Regions from separate parts of the Homo sapiens genome. Here region 1 is linked to region 2. A link is an interaction called in ENCODE POLR2A ChIA-PET data of the cell type or tissue named here. Cell type or tissue: PC-9. All regions are shown on one strand. Links, peaks and the distances in the headings refer to the core of each region. The heading gives the core; the rest is flanking DNA.

Region 1 (11,437 bases), core at 3,785-6,284, 85 kb before region 2:
TTTAGTGAATACGTGACTATTTAGTGGGATTTTATAGAGGTGTTTTCTCTCTTGGCTCTCTAGTCATATTTTCCCCCTTAAGTCCCAAGTTTCTTAATTCTTAATTTCAAAATTTTCTTACATTAGCAGTTATCAACAACCAGACTCCTAAACTGTAGTGGGAAAACTGTATTCTGTTCTAAGACTAAAAATAAATGTCATCTGAATTATCCAATGCTGGCACTTATGATTCTTCCATTAGTACAACTTCTAATGAGAGTTCATGCTGGGCAGGACTTCATCTCCTCTCAACCCACAAGAGAACAGATGATGCCACTATTATTTCCTTCTAATAGCCCTAAAAAATGTAAAAGAATAGCAAATCAAATTCAAAGAAAGCAACAGGAAGGAATTAATAAAGATAAGTGACAATTTATGAAATAGAAAAGACATATACAATCTAGAAGATTAGCAAAAAACAAGAGTTGTTTGTTTGAAAAGGTTAAAAAAATTGACAGGGCCAGGAGCGGTGCCTCATGCCTGTAATCCCAGCACTTTGGGAGGCCAAGGCGGGTGGATCACCTGAGGTCAGAAGTTCAAGACCAGCCTGGTCAACATGGTGAAACCCCATCTCTACTAAATATACAAAAATTGCCAGGCATGTTGGCAGGCGCCTGTAGTCCCAGCTACTCAGGAGGCTGAGGCAGGAGAATCGCTTGAACCCGGGAGGTGGAGGTTACAGTGAGCTCAGATCATGCCATTGCACTTCAGCCTGGGCAACAAGAGCAAAACTTCGTGTCACAAAAAAAAAAAAAAAAAAAAAAAAAAAAAAGGTTGACAAGCCACAGCTGAGACTGATCAAGAAAAAGAAAGACACAAATAAGTAATATGAGGAATGAAAAAAAGAGACATATGGCAGGGTGCAGTGGCTTACGCCTGTAATCCCAGCACTTTGGGAGGCTGAGGTGGGTGGATCGCTTGAGGTCAGGAGTTCGAGACCAACCTGGCCAAAATGGCAAAACCTCATCTCTACTAAAAGTACAAAAATTAGCCAGGCATGGTGGCGGGCACCTGTAAGCCCAGCTATTCAAGAGGCTGAGGCAGGAGAATCGCTTGAACCCAGGAGGCAGAGGTTGCAGTGAGCCAAGATTGCACTACTACAGTCCAGCCTGGGAGAAAGAGTGAGACTTTAAAAAAAAAAAAAAAAAAGATTAACAGAGAATGAGGATATTATAAACTCCTTTCTGTCTATATATTTTAATGATTTACATTAAATGGAGACATTCTTGGAAAAGTTGGACTCAAAAAGAAATAGAAAACTTGAATGCTCATAAAATTACAAATTGAATTAATAGTTTAAAAAATCATCCAGTATTGGGAGGCTGAGGCAGAAGAATTGCCTGAACCCAGGAGGCGGAGGTTGCAGTGAGCAGAGAGTGCCCCACTGCACTCCAGCCTGGGTGACAGAGCGAGGCTCCACCAAAAAAAAAAAAAAAAAAAAAATCATCCAATGAAGAAAACACTAGTATCTGATGGCTTCTACAGCAAGTTCTAATAAACATAAGATACAGTTATTTTTATTTTTTACCCAAACCTCCAGAGAATAGGAAAAGAGAGGACATCCCCAGCTCATAAGAAACTAGTATAGATTCTAAAACTTCACAAGGACCATAGATAAGAAAGGTAAGTCATACGCCAATTTCACACATGATATCAATGCAAAAAATCCTTAAAAAACCATCTGAGAGCAAACTCCAATAATAATTGAAGAGGATAATAATATATTATGATCAAATGGGGATTATACCAGTATATAAGCTTAACATTTAATAATTAAATTTTTAGTAAACCAGAATTAGAAGTGAAATTCCTTAATCTGTAAAGGAATATATATTAAAATCCTACAGCAAATAACATACTTAATGGTAAAATATTAAAAGCATTCCTTTTAAGATTAAGAACTAGATGAGGACGCTTACCAGGACTATTTTCATTCAACTTTGTACTGGAGGTCTTAGACGATACAGCACCAAAAAATAAATAAAAGTTATAAGAAGTGAAAAGGAAGAAATGAATCTGTCATTATTCATGTATAACATGGTTGTATAAACAGAAATTTTTAAAAATCTACAGATAAATTGTTAGAATTAACATGAATTTAGGGTGTTTCTAGATCCAAAATCAATGTATAAAAATCAACTGAGAGATATTAATAAAGATTTACATGTTTGGAGGAATATGCCAATTCAATAAATTTCCCCCAAATTTACTTATAGATTTAATGAAATCACAGTTCAAATCTCAATAGTTTGTTTTGGAATAATTCAAGATGATCATAAAATTCATGTGGAAATGCGAAAAGCTTACAAAACCTGAGACACTTTTGAAAAAGAAATCTTGGGAGGTCTTGCTATATCAGATTCTAAGACATTATAAAGCTATGACAATCAAGATATTGTGGAATTGGTGCAGAGATAAACAAATAGACCACTAGGACAAAACAGAAAGCCCTAAAACAGACTCATATATATATATATATATATAATATATATATAATATATATATTATATTATATATATATATATGAACACGTGATATTTGACAAAGGTAGCAAAGCAGAGTAGTGGGAAAAGGACACATTTTTCAATTAATGATGCTGGAAAAATTGGGAATCACTTGGGAGAAACTGAAATTAAACCCCTATCTCATATAATATGCAAATAATAATTGTGGATGGATTTTAAAACTAAATGTAAAAAACAGAGCTATAAAGATTTTAGAATATAGGAAAATATTTATGAGAAGGATTTCTTAAGACAGTAAAAAAATACTAATCTTAAATTAAAAATTGATAAATTTTACATCTAAACTATATTTACCAAAGATAGCATTTGAAAAGCAAAAAGAAATTTTTGCCATAGAATGGGTGAAGCCAATAGCCAACACATATAATTCATGAGGGCCTAGTGTTCAGAATGTATTTTTTAAAATCTTACACACCAGGAGAAAGATAACTCAAGAAAAGACTTGGCAAAAGACTTGGGCAGGGGCCTCATATAAGGGGAAATCCAAATGATTAATAAACACATGAAAGTGTAAGCAATCTCAGTTGTCGAGGAAATGCAAATTGTATGCCACTGTGACAAACCACTCCCTTCCTACTGGCACAAGTAAACAATAAGAACAATACCAAGGATTGATGAGCATAGAACTCTTATCCCTGCTGGTGAAAGTATAAACTGGAAGCAGTACATTTTGGAAGCAGACCACCATCATCTCATAAAGTTGGAGATATGCAGAGTCTTTGATCCAGCAGCTCCACTCCTGAGTTTACACCCTTTAGAATCATGGACTTATGTGCAGCAAGATACATTTTCAAGACTTCATAGCAGCATCGTTCTTAATAGCCTACAGTGGAACAACTCCATATTAGTTAAGGTGAAGCTGGCTGATTCATTTGACACGATAAAATCGTTTATTTCCTACTCCCATGTTAGGCCAATGTGGATGCTCCCAATCAGGGTGTTCTTCTGGGCAGCTCTCATCCTACCGGTGATTCAGGAACCGAGGTTTTTTCTATCTTGTGGCTTTCCAGTCTTCTACACATGGTTTCCAAGGACACCCAGAGGTCACCTCTAGTCCACACGTGGGGGAGGGGGGTGGGGAAGATAATGGAAAATCATAGGTGGGAGGTGTGTGTGGGCAGACCAGACCCCATGGTCATACCTCACTGAAAGAAGGCTGACAAAGCCATCCAGATGTGCCCAGGAACAAGAGGTGCCCGGCAGAACACAGGGATGGTGATTCACTATTAATCTCTGGCACGAGCCAAAATGCCGAGAAACAAAAGAATGGATACGTTGTGATACATGCGTACAATGGGATGTGATTTGGCAATGGAAGTGAACAAACTACACCTACACCCAACAAGGATGAAAGTAACAAAAATAATGTTGAGAAGAAGCTAGACCTGAAAGAAGACTGTGGCTACATTTCTATCTACATGTACATAAACATATACAACTCAAAAACAGACAAAACTAAGCTATATTGTTTAGAGAAGTATACAGAGATCACAAAAGAATAGGGAAAAGCAAGGGAATTGTTAGAATTAAAGTTGGGATAGTACCTCTGGGGGACGCCGGATTTGTGGTTGGGAAGGATACACCGGGGGGCTGGCAGTCTCCTATTTCTTGGCCTGATGGTGGCAGCTGTTGGGGTATTTATGCACTTTTCCTCACACATATTTTGCATCCACACACACAAATTCAAAATGCCAAATGTGTTTTTGACCTTCACATAAGAAGCCCTGCTATTTGGCACAGAGAAAACCAGTTTCCCTCTAGGTGGAATACCATCGCCCCTTGGAAAACCAAGCTTTCCTCTCTTCCCTACTGGAAACTGAGTGCCCTCCAGACCTAATTTTCTCTGATTTACCATGTTGAAGGGGAAGAAAAATCTGTGCTCCCATTTGACATAATTGCCAAACACCCAATTTTGTTCCTGTAGGTCCCTATGTCAATGCTATTATCTGCTGTTGTCTTCAACAGCAGATAATTACTATCTCTTTCCCCAGTTGATGAACGGTTTCTGCCATCATCTAGTTTTGCAGTTAACGAAATGCCATTTTGCTACTGGCGTTACTACTTCTCTCATGATCTCTTTATCTTTGTTTCCTATAGTAACTTGTAAATTCCAGTGACTCATATCTCTCTTGTTCCAGACACTTAACTTTCAAATCTGTATTTTCCACTCTCCAGTGAACAATTTGTTTTACATTCTATTGCATCTCCCTTTCATCATCCTTGAATTCTACAGCTGGGAAAAGCCTCCGTCCTGTTACCCAGCCCTGAACACCTTTGTTTTTCCATTTCACAGACTCAGGAATCCGTTCTTGGGTAGCGACTCAAACACTCAGCTTTTGAAGGTAGATAATTTGAAGTATTTCCATGTCCCCTCGCATAAAAGGCGTTTGTACTGGTGTCCTTCAGCAGAAACTTCTCTCTGCCTCCTACTGAGATATCCAAAGGGCTGGTTGGCTTCCAGCCCTGGGTCCCAGAAATGGTGGCATTTCAGTGGCAAGATTCCCACTACCTCTTGATTGTGAAATGGATTGGAATAAAATGTGCAATGAGAAGGGGAGTAACATGGGGATAAGCAGCTTCGATTCTCCTTGGCTGCCTCCTGAAAAGGTTGGCTGCATCTTCTAGGTTACCTGTCAGACATTGGAGACCCTAAGTCTCCAAGTTCTAGAAGAGCAGAGCTTGGACAGTCTTTTCCCTCTCTCTTTCTTACTGCAGGAGCAACTGCTTTTAGTCACCCTTGGGAGGAATACCTACTTGTGACAGCAGCCTGGGAGAGAAATGTTTTCGGGGTATTTTTCTTTTTCTTGTTTCTTTTTCCCTCTCCGAGTCAACTTAAGAAGGTCTCAGAGCTAGTTTTCAGGCTGTTTAGGGTTTAACACCTGTTATGTTAGTACAACTTGTAGGCACACCCTCTGATTAAATTACCTCTTTAGAGAAAAAGAAGCCAGCTGTAGAACTAACACTCATAAAACTAATGAGTAAATAAATAAGCAGACCCAAAAGTTGTGAAGCAATCCAGAAATCACCAAATCAAATACAATTTATTATTTGTCAGTTTCCACTGGTATGACTGAGGCTTGGCTATCATTTATTTTATTGAGTCTCTCCTGCAGATTAAAGCTCCCCATTCAGGACAGATGTTTTTAAAGGTTGTTCTGGGGAGGAGACTCAGGTTGCACCTAAGTGGGATTTTACGCAGAGCTTCCCTCACAGCTGACTTCCTTCCCCTCCCCTTTCTATTGTAAATTACCTTGGACAAGCCTATGGTAAAGAATGTACAGCTATTTTGATTTTTAAATAAAGTCTTTTTTTATATGGCACTTACTACCTTCAAACACAGATCAGCAAAACTAATGTAGTAGGTTACAAAAACCTAATCAATCTAGAATGATTCAGTTTATCACTTCGGGTCTTTCAAAAGATTTAAAATGTCAGAGTTGTAAAAAAAAAAAAAAAGCAAGATATTAAAAACTGTGCCAACTAAAACAAATATTTTGTTGTACTTACATATCTCAAGCATTAAAATGATATGATTTTAATGCTTCTCATGACAGCATCCTTAGTTATGCATGGGCTAATTGGAAAAACAACTTATTTTTAGGTAGGCCTATAGAAATGTTTCCCACAGAAAAACATTAAAATTTTCAACTGATAAAATGTATTGATCACATAAAGTCTCATCAATCCTATCAGATACTTGGTATTTTAACAGTGTTCTGAACCCTGAACGATTGCTTGGAGGCAAAGTAATTAGAAAAGAATTGCATACTATTCACAATATCCATATTTTGAATATTTATTTTCCATATTAGAGGGGTTTTTTTCAAAGAACTTTTCCCTACCTGAACCAGATAATTTTTAAAATGTGTTTTCTTTATAAAAGGATAAATAGGATTACTTAAATCATCTTTCATAAATTAGCTACAGTCAGGAAATGATAAATTAAGGCTGCTAGCCACCAGGCTCTCAAATTAGGCATGCATGCACACAGGCACACATTAACTGATACGTTAGCAATTTTCACCTTAAATTGTCAGGATTGTCCTGGTTAATCTCACACACTGAATAATAACGTAAAGTGCTTTGGGTTGCAGTCACTTAGTTTGTAATAATGGTTGATGCCTCGTACAAATAATGCTTTTTAGGAAGCCTCACAATTTAACAGGGAAAAAAGGTTGAAGGAGGAGTGTTTACATTTCCCCCTATGTTTGATACACCCGCCTCTCCTCAAAGTGTCTCCTCTGATCAGAATTTTAAAGCGTTCTTAAAATACATCATAAAATAAAATTTAATGTCAGTACGGCATTTGTGGACTGGGGAAGGGAATGTGTGGGTGGGGAGGTAGGTGGGGGAGGGAAAGGAGTTTAACAGCAGATCTTCCTTCAAAGAAAAAGGCAGGTTAGTGTCTTTTTCATGCTTACCCAGAGCAGCCAGCTTCTGCTCATCGGCACCCCAGAACACACAGAATCTCTCCTCCCTGATCCCAACACTGGCCAGTGTACTCATTTCCCCCAGCCTGTGTGTTAGTGCAACCAGCTCGGGGTTGTGCCCTAAATACTGGAAAGTCACAAATCACTGGTTCAAATAGACCCGCTTCTTCAAAGGAAAGAATGGGGAGTGGTGAGGGAAGGAGGAGGAGAGATGCTTAAAGGGATTTACGACCCCCTTGGGTGATGGGTTTGGCACCTGGGCCATTATGCTTCGACAAGGACTATCTGGCAAGTAACAAGAGACATTGAAACGTACGAGGGGCCGATTAGGATGGTTCAATCTTCCCTGGATTAGTCAGGCATTTGATATAAATAAGTAAACACCCAAATCACCTCCACCACAGCCCAAAATGTCTTTCTCTCACTCTCTCTTTTTTTCACAGAGTGAAAGGGACTAGAGATTAGAAAAAGAGGTCTTGTGTATTCAAAGTGCTAATTCAGAACTTCTTTCTCTAATGCACTCATGAAACATTTTAATTGTCTGACTTTGCATTCAAAAGCCTTGTTTGCAACTCCTAATTGCAGGCTGCTTTGAACAAATAATTGAAATGCATGACTTGTGGGGCCTGCTTAAACAATTATAATGTGCTTTGCCGCTACGTGCCGGTCCCCCTCCCAGCCCCATTCCTTTTTGCATAATGACAAGCAGCCAGCTTGATATTTGCAGCCAAGTTAAAACCTTGCTAATTTGCTGTGCTGCAATCTGGGGCTGTGGCAGTGGCCATACCTGCATTAGTGCTTGCAACAGCAAAAATGGCTCTAATAGTTCAACTGAATGTTAAGAAGACCTTTTCATTTTCTGCTGAGAGAATCCCACTGGGGTTTTGTTTTCAAAATACAAATCTTTCATGTGCCTGTTAGTTTTGTATCTACACACAATTTATGAAGCTATTTCCCAGAAAACTCTCCCCAACCTGATTTTAACAGAGTCCTCAACAAACAGGTTCCTTCCTTTCAGGGGGCTCAGGTTTAGAAATGAAACAAGAGTGTCCAGATCCTGGGAATGCCCCATCACTGACCACAGTGGGCGGCTGAGGACCACACACAGGGATGCTGCCTCTGAAAAGGAGTCTCGCTTTTAGAATCTAGAACACGGTGCCAGATGTGCCTTCATTCTAGCCTCCTTGTCAGGACTCAGAGGCTTGAGGAAACTAAGATTGCATGCATTCACGTTTTGAACATTTAAGGTTTTTTGTTTTTGTTTTTGTTTTAATTGCAGTAAAATACACACAACCTAAAACCTAGCATTTTAAACAGCTTTAAGTGTATAGTTCAATGGCATTAAGTGCATTCACACAGCTGTGCTGCCATCACCACTGTGCATCCATACATCTCTTTTCATTTTGCAAAACTAAAACTCCATAACCATTAAGCCATTACTGCCTATTCCCCTCTCCCATCAGCCCCTGGCAACCACCATTCTACTTTAAGTCTCTATAAATTTGACTACTCTAGATGGATTGTTTTTTGAAAAGATCAATCTTACATGTTTTAGGATTAAAAGGATAAACATTTTACTCTAAGAATAAATTATGCCTTTACTGGAATCATCTAGTTCAGTAATTCACAATGCTCCCATTATTTTGCTTATTTCTATTTGGGGTTGGCGGGGGGTGGGTGGCATTTAGCAGATTGAAGAAAGTAGATTTTAAAATTCACTGTTTTGAGGTCCCAATTCCACCTGATAAAGACCGCACTAAAGATGACTTCCTTGCCCCCAGATACCTCCCAGATGCTCTCAGTGGTCTTGGCAGGGTGGCCACAGGAGGGGGCCTCCAGTGGTCTAAGCACTGTGTTTCATATATTATTGGTTCTAAGAGCTCACAATGACCCGTGAGATAGGTATTGTCTCTTTTTTTTACAGATGGGAAGTTGAAGCTCAGAAAAACTGGGTAATTTGCCCAAAGTAACACAGCTCCTCTGTGGGGAGATTGGGATTCAAGCTGGGTCAGTGGGACTTCAAAGCTCTTTTCAAGACACTGAGCTGCACAGCAGGAAGGATCCACAGGAAGTGGTACTTCAAAGACACTTGTTGTTTGGCAGGGAGAGTGGGGATTAACACCAGCTTGTCCCAAGACACAGGTGTAACACGTGTGGGGGAGCTGAGGGAGGGGAATTTCTAGTCATTGTTATGAATACCCCGCATCCCACTAGACTAGGTTGCACCCAGCAGGTGGTATTAGAACCCTCATTGAGAACTCTGGCCCAGTGTTTCTTGGTTTTATTAATCTCCAGAGAAGAGCCCAAAGATTCTCTTCATAACCCACTTTTGAGCTAAGAAAGCCATTCATCCCAATAACAATAGCTGGCCTTTATTGAGTGATTGCCATGCACCAAGCTCTGTGTGTGTCACTTACAAATACAGGCAGCCTTGCTCTCAAGTTCACACACTTAATACTACCCTAGAAAAATTCTCTTAACATAAAATGCAAGTCAATCTGCAGAGCCCCATTCAGCTCCATGCCTTCAGTAGAGAACGTGTGTGTGTAACACTGGGCTATACTGCCCCAAGTGAGAGTTCTCCCCTATGATGGGTAGGCCACATTTGGGTCTTCCAAGTCACAGCATATGACAGAAAGCAACAGCTCTGCTTTTCTAGGCAGGTAGTCCCATCTCTCCAGGTACTCCTCACTAGAGATGGTGACTATAGCGCACACACACACACACACACACACACACACACACACACACACATACACACACTCTCATACATACACTACACACACAGACATGAATAGCCTCTTTCTTGGATGGAAACATTTGTTGTAGTCATCTTGTTGCCTAAAACATCACCTCCAATGTTTTTCTGCTCTCTAGAAGTCCAAATTAAAAACTCAAATGTGTGCTATGGAAATCAAATGATGTAGACATCTATTACAGATTTCTCCAGGAAGTATTCATTCATGGCAGAATGGTTAAGGACCACAGTCTTGGAGATAACTCAGTTTCAAATCCCATGTCTGTCGTTTATTAGCTGTGCAATTTTGAGCAAGTTACTTATCTTTTCTGCAGCTCAGCTGCTTCTGTAAAATGGGAATAACACCACTAGCACCTACCTAAAAGAGATAGTTGAAAGCATTATGGATTGCAGCACGTTGAGTGTGTAAAAATCCCTGAATAAATTAAGCACTGAATAAGTATTACCTATTCTTATCATTTTAAGTTGAAAGGTAATTAGGTACCCAAAATATTGTCAAAAATATTTCACCAGAATTTAATCAAGCCTTTGCTCTCACTTCCAGATTTCAGAACATACAAGGGGTAGAAAAACAAGATAAATGAAACTGCGCAGGGCAAACATCAGACAATTCCATAATTGTCATACATTCTACAGGACAACTAGCCAATATACTCCTACCAATTATTATCCAATAATAGTGAATCTTCCAATTACTTTAATGCTTCCACATTAAAGTAATGGTCACCACTGGCCATCACCACAAGCCTCTGCAGGGCAGGCCTCAGGCCCATTGTGTGGATAAGGAGTTGGTGTTTTGCCCACTGAAGATAGCCAGCTGCCTTGCCTTGGCCACACAGCTAATAAGGACCGAGGGAGGATCACAACATTCTTTCCCCAACACCTGTTTTTCTCAAGAGCGCTTCACCTCCACCCTCTGCCCCCCAACTACTGTGCCTCAAATACTCAGATCATTTTGATTTGGCTTTTGTAACTGCAGTTAGGAGACAGCTGAAACAGAACAAACACAGAAAAACTGAAACCCTCCTAACCTCTCGGTTCTAATTTACCTTTTGTCGATTTGAGTCACTGGCTACCATCTGCTGAACTAGCTACCTGGCTGCATCCTTGGGAGGCCACAGCTGACTCACTTTGCCACATTTGCCTGGTGAAGAAGGGCATATTCAAAGGTGAACTGGCACAGTCAGCAGCTTGCGCTTAATTATTCACTAAGACTTTCAGGACTTATTTCTTCAGGGTTAACAGAAGAACCCAAGCCTGTGAATGTAGCCCTCTGCACCCAGCATCTAGCCCAGTACCGGTCACAACCAAGTTCTTAGACGTGTTTTCGGCTAAGGATATCTTTCCATCATTTTTCACCTGCAAATATTGACCCAACTTGAAGGGACACCCACACAGTTGGGACAATTTCAGCATCAAAATGAATAATTGATGGTAATGGATTGCAGCACATTGAACGTGTAAAAATCCCTGTGTTTAAATGAGAATCAATGAAGAGAAAGCAAGCCAGCAAACAAATCCTCATTTGTTATCTTGGAGAAGGCCATTACACCAACTCCTTACTCTGGAAAGTGGTAAATAAAAGGTAAGAATTATGTTCTTTCCAGTTAGAACTCTATTTTAGGTTGACCATTAAGCCCCTGTTGATGAGGCAAGGCCTTTTTTATGGTTGAATACTGGTTACT
Region 2 (11,437 bases), core at 5,408-7,907:
GTTTTCTTTGCCTGAAACACTCTTTTCCCTTCTCTGTGGTTGGCCAATTCTAAGCCATTTTTCACATCTCAGCTGACAAGTGCCTTTAATAACAAAAAATTTCCCTGGCTTCTCGTATATCTAAATCAGGACTCCCTTATGTAATCTTATTATATCTGTTGTTTTTTAAATTATAATTTACAAATGCATATTTATTTGTATGAGTATTTGTTTAATGCCCGTTTCTCTTGTTAGACTATAAACTTCATAAGGCTAAGCATCATGATCCTTTTTCACTTCTAAATTTACCAGCATAGTGCCTCTTATAGAATCAATCATTATTGCTTGACTAAATGATTGAAAATACCCTGCTCCAGACCTCAATATTTAAAGCTTCCTTTCCCAAACTTGCACAATTGCCCCAAGCCTTCCCTCTTCTTCTCTAACTTAATCTCCACTCCAATCTCTGCCCCCCTCCTTTTCCCTTTCCACACACGTTTGCATGTCTCCACCCACTTGGAAAAAGGAACTAAGGGCTGGTAACAAAAAGTATGCCTTATGATGATTACATGCATTCTAGTCTATTTCTATTACATACTGCAACATAAAATGTCATTATATGGTATACATGCAATGAAAGGTTTATTTCAAATTTTAGAAGTATGTCTTTAAAGACATCATGAGAACACCTCCATGGATTCAAGATGATTTTGGTAAGCACGAATGGTTAAATTAATAAGCCAAATAGCTACTTTGCAAGCATGGACTCAACCAAGAATTCTAAACTATAAGCTGGAAGACAATGTCACCCCATGAAGCAGCTATCAGGTTTTTAAAAGTGGTTTTGAACAGAATTGCAAGTATTATTAACTGTAACAGAATAGTTGTGTTCCCCCAGGTAGTTCTGAAAAATACTGCACATCATCTTGTCACTTAATATTCAGAGACAAATTTGGAGGTTCAAATTTGTATTTTTATCGTGTACATAAACATTTTTCCAGTCACACTAACAAGGAGGGGGAGGAGGAAGACGAGGAGGAGGGGGAGGAGGAAGACGAGGAGGAAGGGGAGGAGGAGAAGGCAACCAAAAAAGGTGGATCATCATGAAATTAAAGTCCCATGCTGAAAACTAAGTACTCTGAAGAGCACTGGTTTTTTTAACTGATAAATGTTCTTACATACATTTTTCAACCTTCTTTATTCACCATTACACGATTTCATCCAATGATTCCATGTTTCTTTTCCTTTAAGAACTCCGGGTATAACTGATGTAATTTTAGAGTTCATGCCTCTCTCCCTTCAAAACAGACTAGCAATGACTAGCAATACTCTAAAGGTTGAAATAATTGTGCCAAGAAGAGGACACAGCAGAGGCAAATTGTCCCCATTCCAAAAGCAGCTAAAGCTATAAACAGAAAACAGTGTTGAATCCAAAATCCAAGAATTTGACCTGGGGATGTTGCTAGCTGTGTTCTTCTGGGACTTTTTTATTTTGTTGCTCAGCAACCACAATCCCCATTCTTTGTTCAGACAGATGCTCCAGACCTCCAGATCCAGAGATGAGCAGGCTTGTAATTTCCTTCTTGAACTTACTTTCAAACTAGTGATTCAAGGTAGAAGGGAGAGAGGCATAAATAAAGAATCTTCCAATGAAATCTTTAAGACATTCATTTATTTACTCAACAAGCATTTACTGAGCTCCTATCATGTACTTAGGAATTGTGGCCACAAGGGATATGATGGTGAACAAGATTTCCCTTCTTCATGAAGCCTGTCTTGGGATGGGAAGCACCATGCATGAAACAATTACACAAATGAACATCAACTATTCATTGTGGTGAGTTCGTGGAAGGAAAAGTATAGGCTCCTGTTCATAATTATAAAAGAGGGAGCACGCTTTGTCTGGATTTTGAAGCTGATTATTTTTTTTTTCTCCAAGCTAATTTTGCATATTTATTTAGGAAGACTTTCAAAGATGGGCAAGGTTTAAAAATTTGTTTATTTAAACTTTTAGTATTTTAAGTTCAGGGTATATGTGCAGGTTTGTTACACAGGTAAATGTGTGTCTTGGAGGTTTGTTGTACAGATTATTTCATCACCCAGGCATTAAGCCTAGTACCCATTAGTTATTTTTCCTGATCCTCTCCTTGCCACCCTTGAGCTGAACTATTAATAAAAGAGAAATGAATAGGAATAAAGGGAAGGAAGGAGGGAACCCTCCTGGCACAGGGAGTGGCAAGCACAAAGGACTGGAAGTAAGACAGCACACAGGGCGGCACACCTGCTGCATAAAGGGAAGGTGGCAGAAACTCAGCTGAGAGGTAGGCCAGGGCCCAGTCACCAAGGGCCTTTTAGGCCACTGTAAAGATTGGGGTCTTTGTCTAAAGAGAAACTTGAAGTCATTGAAAGGATGTCACTAGTGACATTCATAATCCAACTGAGTCTTCAGATCACTCTGACTGCCACGTTGACATGTATTAAAGGAGGTAAGGACAGCAGCAGGAAGCCCAGTGGCAACACGATTTGATGTGTAATTTTTAAGATCATTGGCTATCATATGGAGGAGGAGTTGGAGGGAAGCCATAGTGTACGTGGGGACATGTATGTGGATCACTTGAGGCTGGAGGGCAGTGGCACAATCTTGGCTCACTTCAACCTCCATCTTCGGAGTTCAATCAACTCTCATGCCCCAGGTTCCTAAGTAGCTGGGATTACAGGCAGGCATCAGCATGCCTGGCTACTTTTTTTGTACTTTTAGTAGCGATGGGGTTTCACCATATTGACCAGGCTGGTCTCGAACTCCTGGCCTTAAGTGATCTGGCCACCTCAGCCTACCAAAGTGCTGGGATTGCAGGCGTGAGTCACTGTACCCCACCATCAACAACACATTTGAGGCCCCACCTTCACCAAGTTACCACACTTCTCAGCCTGCCTCTTTATGGCTAAACTCAGCCTTCTTCTCGGTTTACCTTTCCTATTCTTATTTTCTCTTTTAAAATTTTTTTTGTTTTATTGAGTGGATATATGTAACTTTGAACACATTGCTATTTCTCATTTTATAAGATTCTATAAGAAATTATTTTTAAAAATTATTCATTATATAGTAACTTATTCTCTTGTTTAAAATATGATACACATTCATTGCAGAAACAAGAAGAAAATAAGAATAATCTAGAATCCCACCCTGGGGAGATTGCATTAGTTAACATCTTGGTGTATAGTCTTCCCATCTTATTTCTATGCTTATCTATATACCTATATATATCATCTTCCAGTTTTTCCATAGAAACGAATGTGTGTATGTGTTTGTGTGTATGCATTTGTATAAGTCTCTTAGGTTCATTTTGGAATGAGAGAAATTGATATCAAGAGAAAATAATAAATAGAGCGATGGATAGACCAAAATTTTCTCTACATTTTGAGCCCTAGATGATTTAAATCCTAGGCTGGTTTTTTGACATTATCAAAATTGTTTCTTCCCAACTACTTCTGTCAATAAATAATACTCCTGCTTGCTCAATCAGAAACAATTGCTTGGCCAAGTGATGAATGATGACTTAGAGGTTATGTGATTCCAGTCTTTCCATCTTGAGTCCTAAGAGTATTCAGGTTGATGGAAGACTGACCACAGGTAAAAAGTAAACACTCCCTATGGTCATGTCACATAGTCCCAGACCATACAGCACATTATATTTTAAGTTGTTTATATAGCAAAACTAGATTGGCCAGTGGAAATGACAAATCTCTTAGCTTTCTTGCTTCTAGGGCCAATCTATGAAAAGGCAGAAATTTGCTCCCAAGTTTTATCAAGACTAGTTTTGTTTTGTTTTGTTTTTAATTGCAAACCAACCTGAATCCAGTTCCCAAAAGGGAGGAATAATCAAGAACTACAGCCATCTGTACTAGCTGTCTTAGGAAAGCTGTAGCAGTAACACCTAGAGTAGGCACCACTTGGAACTCATGCAGTAGAAAACTGTGAGCAATGTGCACTTTAATCAGATGTTCAACCTTGCCCAGCTCTCTCCTCTGATAATCAGTTGGGACTGTCCTGAAATGCAAATACCTAATAGCATAGTCTACATGGTTTCATCTGGGTCACACCTATGTGGCCATTTTGTACTGAAACCCATAGAAATTTGTGGCAGCTATATCATACCCCAACCCCAAACCAGAAGAGAATATTTAAGCGTTTAAACAAGTCTGAACTATATTGACCAGGAGGGACAAACTGTTCACTGCAGGACTTTCCCACCTGAATTCTTCCTCCTTCTCTTCCTCTCATCCTCCCTTCCATCCTGCCTTTATGTATCAAATAAATAGGCTCAATACTTTGAATGTTTTCTATTGAGATGAATACAGTTTTTAAAATTAATTCAGCAGCACATTTGTTTATATGTAAAAATCTTTACATTCTAGACTTACCACAAAATCCCCTTCCAGATGTCTATCCCTAATTAGTCAGGATGTGTTTCAAAAAGGTAACTTTATTGGAATATTAATTCAGTTCAATTTTAAAACTTTTATTGAGCATGAAACATATGCCAGACACTATTCCAGGCGCTGGTGACCTCAAAAAAGAGACATAAACCCATCCTCATGAATTGTCCAGTTTAGTAGGTACCTCATAAACCCTGAGTAAAATATCCTAACTTTAAAAAGACGATATACTTTGATTAACATTTTGAATGTTTACTTAGATTTTAATACATAAGTCCAATGGGTTCTCCTCTTTAAACTTCATCTTCTTTCTGATTACCCTGAAATGCCTGTTGCTCTCTAATGACGAGTTAATAGAATTCCTACTTTCAGGAATATCTGTATAGTTCATACACTCCTTTTCTACACACACACACACACACACACACACACACAGAGAGAGAGAGAGAGAGAGAGAGAGAACATGTTCCTTTAAAGGGACTAATATGTTTAAGAAATTAGATGGTATGATAGGGCATTTCAGGAGATAACTAGAAAGCTAATTTTTAAAATAACATATCAAACAGAAATTGCAAAACCAAAAACATAATAACTGAAATTAAAAATTCAATGAATTAAGAGCAGATTAGACATAGCTAAAGAGAATATTAGAACTAGAAACTTGTCTTTAAAAATATATACCCCATCTAAAGTACAGATTAACAAACAAAGATGGAAAATACAAAAAAAAAAAACTATGTGTAAGAATTTTGTGGATAGAAGTGTAGAACTGTTAAAAGACAGAAAATAAAACCTAAATGAGTAAAAAGCTGTGTAATGATTTGTATATATGATGTATAATGATTATGGAGGGAAAAGTCAATATCATAAATATGTCACTTATCACTCAAGTTTATCTCTAAATACAGTAAAATGTCAAAGCTCCCAATAGGGACATGGGTGGGTGTGTAATTTGACAAGCTGTCTCTAAAATCCATATGGAAGTAAAAGACTATGAAATAGCTGAAACAGTTTTAAAGAATAAGGACAAGCGGAACTCAGATTACCAGCTTGAAAGACTTTTATTATAAATTAAGGCTTTAAAGACTTAATATAAGTTAAGACTTCAAAGACTTATAAATCCACAGGAATTAAAAAGCATGCTATGGCTCAGGAATAAAGAGATCAGCAAAACAGAATAGCTAGCCAGAAATTGAGTACACCCTCCACCTCCCCATCCAAGTACATGGGAGCTTGGAGGCATAACCAGGCAATGAGGGAAAGGAAGTCATCAAATAGTATGAGGACAACCAGCTGTCTACATGGAAAAAGTAGTATTTATTTATACCGTAATTTAATAGTGTATATAAAATTAATTTTAAGAACATTAAAGACTAAATGTGAAAAAATAAAATTTTAAAACATTTAGTAAAAACACATAAGACAGAATATTTTTAGGACCTAATGGTATAGAAAGAATTTTCAAAGACACAAAATAACTAATTATATTGGAAGAGATTAATAAATTCTAGTACATTAAACTTAAATCTTTTAACAAAAAATCACAAACAAAATTTAAAGGGAAAACCGCAAACCAGAAGAAAAATCTTGCAATGCATAGAACCGATTAAGAAATACCCAGAATATATAAAGAACTTCTACAAATCAACAAGAAAAAGACAAACAATGTAAAAGAAAAATAAGCCAAGTCTATGAACAAGTAATTCACAAAAGAGAAACCTCAAACAGCCAAAAACATAGGAAAAGATGTTCAACTTCAGTAAAAATGAGGGAAATGCAAATTAAAACAACAATGAGATATCATTTCATACCATCAGAATGTCAAAAACTCTAAAAGCCTGACAATACAAATGTAGAGAATGACACAAGATGACAGGAACTCTCATTCATTGTGAGGAGAAGCATAAAGATGTACAATTCTGGAGAGTAATTTGTCAACATCTAATAAAGTTTAATATGTGCATGTTTTATAAACCAAAGATGTCATTCCTTGGTAAATAAGGAAACAAACCCTCACACAGGTTTATTATGTTCCAAGCCCTGTTCTAAATGTTTTATATATTAACTCATTTAATCCTTACAACAATTCCATGAGCAAGGTACTCACAGCACAGAGAGGTTAAGTGATTTAAGGTCACATAACTAGTTAATGGCACAGCTAACAAGGAAACCCAGCAAACTGACGCCAGAATTCATATTCTTAATTCTTATAATATGCGACCTCTCTAGACGTCTTCTTACATATGTGCAAAAGGGGACATGTACTAAGATATTTACTCAGTAAATTATTTGTAGTGGTAAAACACTGGAAATGACCTAAAGGCCATCAAGAGGAAAATGAAAATGAAATGTGGTATCTTCATTAAATGAAATAGTGCATAATATTAAAATGAATAAACTAGACTTAACCTGTATCAATAATGATGAATCTGAAAAGCTCAATGTTGGGAAATAAAAGAAAGTTGCAGAAACATAAGTACAGTATCTAGAATTTGTCAACATCCTATTGGAGCCAGAATTGCTCTCATCTAATCAAACATAAGCTTCAGGCCCCTTTCAAGCCCCTGGGAGGGGCTCTGGCAACATGTTCACATGGCCGTATGTTTTGTAATTTTTATAAGTAAAATATTTTAGCCACACTTGGTTAAGACAATTGTCGCTTCTCACACCAACTTCAACAATTTCCTGTCCCTTCATATCATGTAGCATTGGAGTGACCAGGGGCACTTTTTGGATCTGATTGAGGAGAAGTTAATTATGGACACATTTAGTTTAGGTTTTATGGGACACATCCATGTGCTTTATAACCCATCTAATGCAAGAATTGCCCCCAGAAATATTCCTGCTACCTATCAAAGGTGCGTTCCCTAAGGCGTGATCAAGACATAATTGTGTTCTACAGCACCAAGAACCGGAAGTGTGGAGATGATCCAAAAGAGGCCATATTTGAAATGGATGGAATCAGAAGCTGGTCTTTGAAAAACTCAGTCATCAGACATGTAAAATTTCAAATGGGAGATTCGGTTTTCACTGATGCCAATTGAAAACAAAGCTCTCTTTTTAGGAATGGACTCATAATATAGCATATACAATTATAAACACACTGCTTTTATTTTGTTTTGGGGAAAACTTTCCAAAATAGAATTTCTCATTATTCCTATGTTTGTAGGGCAAAAACTCGTAGCAGCACTACAAAACAAATGAGTATTTCTGTGTACAGACTCATCCTTTACAAATTTCTACTATTAAGAACAACAACGACAAAAAAGCCTGATGCTGCATTGTACACCTATAATCCCAGCTACTCAGGAGGCTGAGGCAGGAGGAATGCTTGAGCTCAGGAGTTTGAGGTCAGCTTGGGCAACATAGTAAGACCACATTTCAAAAATAAAATAAAAGAATATGAACGTTCGATCAACAATGCTAAAGGGAAAAAATTATCTTTGTATTCATATTGTTGTTACTTAGGTAATGATATTTGTCTAAACATTCAGGAAACAATATCTATTTAGAAAAAAAATTAAGAAAACTATACAGAAAATATTAAATCATTTCACATAAAGTATGCAGCCAAAAACCTGGAGAAAAAATTTAACAGGGGTATGTCAAATAGTTAATTAACACAAATACTATTATTTTTCCAAATTTTTGTGATATTTGTCAGTTTTTACAATTTGTAATTTATTTTTCTTATTATTTCTCATATTTTTCACCTTAAAATATTGCCAAAATTTTGTAAGTTTCTGTGTGTAAAACTGAAATCTGCCCAAATCACAATATATTATTTCCTTTTAACTTATAAACGGTAAAAGGTGAAAACACACGCGGGAAGAACATGCAGCAACTTTGGGATCCTGTTTACCTTAGGACTGGAAAGCGGGGCCTGAGTGATGGGCACTGGCACCCCCCACTGTGTTCAGTGCATTTTACATACTCCGTAATTGCAATCCCTGAAATCTGGTGTGGATAAGCATCAAGCTAAATCTGAGATATGGTCTCATTCATGGAATTGTTTTGTTAAGTGACTAGGTGGGATGAGATTTGCCTCATTCTATAAAACTGGATATCTGACCTCTATTTTTACAAAATAGATGCAGTTAAATTAAGTGAAATCATAGTAAGAGAGATTTGTACACATTATAAAAGTGTATAATGTTAGATAGTTTGCAAAATGGCAATCTATATTATATGCAAGTATTACTAATGTCAATATTATCTGACATTTACTGATTGCTCAATATATGTCAGGTACAGTTCTATGTGCCTTATCTATGTTTATCTCATTTAATAATCCCAATAAGACTGAGACAGCTATTACTATTTTATATATCAGATCAAATATGTAACTTCTGATGGAAATGAAAAGTATATTTGATAAACTACACAATGTTTACCTATATTAATTAATACCTATAAAATATTTAAATAGTTAGACAGTTGCCTTTCTCAATTCACTCAAAAGCTATTAGTCTAGGTATATGATGTAATGTTAAGAGTTGGGGAATGGTCAGTCAAGAATGCTACAAACAATTATTGAATCCATTTTTAGTTTTTCAGTAGTTATTGAATGATACATATCTAATACATGTCATGAAAGATCTCAGTTTGAATTTTGAGGAATAATATGAAGTAATGTATATAGGCTTTCAGTTTCTCACTCACATTTTAATTCAGCTTCCACACTATTTCTTCTAAAATCAAAACTCAGCAAATTCAGATTACTCTCCCATCAAACTCAGAAATTCTGTTTTGGTATTTATCTGTGGACTCTTAAAATGCCACAACTTATAACAGGAATTTGCAGCATTATGGAATCAAGAGTTCCATTAAATATCACGCATTCAACAACTATATTTGCATAAAGTAGAACCCATGTACCGCAAACGGGATGGGAGAGGGGAAAAATCCCCTGCCCTCGCCGAGTTCGCAGATCCCATCTGAACCAATCAATAACATTATCAATTGTAGACAGAGGCACCTACAGAGAATTCTAAAATAAAACCACATGTGCAGATACATAGATGGGGGCCTGAGGACACAAAAACTGAAAGGAAAAAAGAAACCCAGCAGACCAGATTCTTCGTAAACCTCACTGCTTCACTCCTAAATGGATCCAAAGTCCAACAGCTTCATTACAATGGCCTGACTCAGGAGCAGGAGCTTTGAAATATCGCATCATGGTGGCAAACGGAGGGGTGAAGGGGATCTTTGGTGAAGCTAATGAAAAAAAAAAAAAAGTTGGACAGAACATTTCCTGCTGGAACGTGTTGAGAGTGTGTGGTGTTTCAACCATGGGCTCCTGATGATGGAACTTTAGTTGCTGAACATGAAGATAATTTCAGCACCCTACAATTATGTGCCTAATTAAAATTAAGAAATTAGAACACAGTTAAAAGGAATAATATTTTGCTCACAGCTAATTTCATTAAAGTATTAATGAACAGGACTCTTTTTATGGCCAGAGGGCAACCACTTTCTACAGAGTACTTCCATGCTAGCTAATTTATTCATGCATGAAAAACAATCCAATGAGAAATGAGGGAGCTGAGAACTGCTGGTCCTAATTAAAATATTTAAAACACCATGTCTATTTTCTTCCATCTAGCCAAATACCTAAGCCTGAGCCAGCATGGTGCCAATTAACATGGAAAAAGCAAATACAAACACCCACGGTTTCTGATTAAAGTGCACATTATTGTACCATGCAATATATTGTTCGGCACATATATGTAAATGTTTAATTAACCCATGTCTAAATCTCAGCAACATTCAGAAATCGATACTTTAATCCCTAAACAAGTGGCAATCTGTGTAGGGAGACGCTGACTTATTTATCACCGTGTTTTATTCAAACCTCATTTGTAGCAGTCGTGTGCTGGCCATGCTAAAGCGTTTCTTAAGGGAAACGGGAGGGAGGAGATTCTTTGCTTGGCAGACTTCTTTTCAGATGGCAGCGAGATTGTTAGTCGCCAAAGACTCGTGAAAGGAACTAGGCTAGCCTCAGGTGATATGAAATTTTTCATTAATAATGCAGGGGGAAGTCTGGATCTAAACCCATTTGTCAGCCTGGATAGCAACAACAATAACAACACCTGCACATGTACACGCACACGCACACGCGCGCACACACACACACACACCCACCCCTCTTCTCTTTGTTAACTAAAGACCTATCTGTTGGAACAAACTCCAAGACATCCCTACCACGGCAGCATGTTGGAGAAAAATGTCTAAAACCCAGAAGTCGAAGATTTGAAAATCTTACAAGTACCCATCAGAATTTTATCATTATGTTAAAAGCAACCATAAAAGGAGAGTTAACATTTTAGCAGCTGCCAGAGTTAACAAGCACTTTCAGTTCAGTTATTTCTACTTCACAATCCTGGGAGGCAGGCTGAGCAAGGGACACCAAAGCTGAGGGCAGTAAAACGATTTGGGGAAGCCACACACAGCACACGCCAGAGCCAGAACTTGAACCCGCATCTGTGAATTCTATAATCATTCCACTCCACACCACATTGATTAAAACGGCTCTTAATTTTTTATGTAGAAGAGACCAAATCTTCAGAAACCCAATTACTACCTATTTAGTTATGAAAAGTCATTTATCCTTTGCTTTTTAGCATTTCTTAGGAGGTAGGGAAGGTGAGGATATATTAAACACAGTTTCTTCTTTCTGAGGTTTCTCATTGTTTTTAGCAACTAAAACCATGGGATTTTAGACTAAGATCTTAGATATCATTTGCCCAGAGCATTTCAAACTGTTTGTGGCAGCAGAATCCCTTTTTTTCCCCAAATACCATCTTTGTATATACAACCAATATATTGACACAGATAAAAGCAGACCCTTCTGATGGAGGGGGCTGAGGCACTGCCACAGAACCCGTTTTCTGAAAACCACTGTGTTCATCAAAGTGTTTATTAAACAGCTGGAGGAACTGAGGTCCAGAGAGGTGAGGACACAAGGGAAGTACTCATGCAAGATAATAGCAGACCTGGAATACACCTACAGTAATCTTGA

Evidence for each region. Peaks named below come from ENCODE experiments on the same cell type or tissue, not always from the same donor. Only the 100,000 strongest peaks of a DNase experiment are listed, where the experiment ranks them.
Region 1: POLR2A ChIA-PET joins it to region 2 with 6 read pairs; 2 of 35 experiments call an interaction of 5 or more read pairs at or near these places.

Annotation. Positions count from the first base shown.
Region 1 is chr15:60,111,209-60,122,645 of GRCh38, forward strand. No RefSeq gene overlaps it. Among named protein-coding and RNA genes, the nearest start is that of FOXB1, 110 kb to the left of the region's middle. RefSeq lists enhancers at 6,849-7,539, 8,230-8,920, 8,921-9,610. In PC-9, for the core only: no CTCF peak of the experiment used is centred there; a DNase peak (open chromatin) is centred at 4,743; H3K27ac peaks cover 1,392 bases.
Region 2 is chr15:60,194,378-60,205,814 of GRCh38, forward strand. The region is part of intron 2 of LOC105370839 (a long non-coding RNA gene); the gene reads left to right. Among named protein-coding and RNA genes, the nearest start is that of FOXB1, 200 kb to the left of the region's middle. In PC-9, for the core only: no CTCF peak of the experiment used is centred there; no DNase peak of the experiment used is centred there.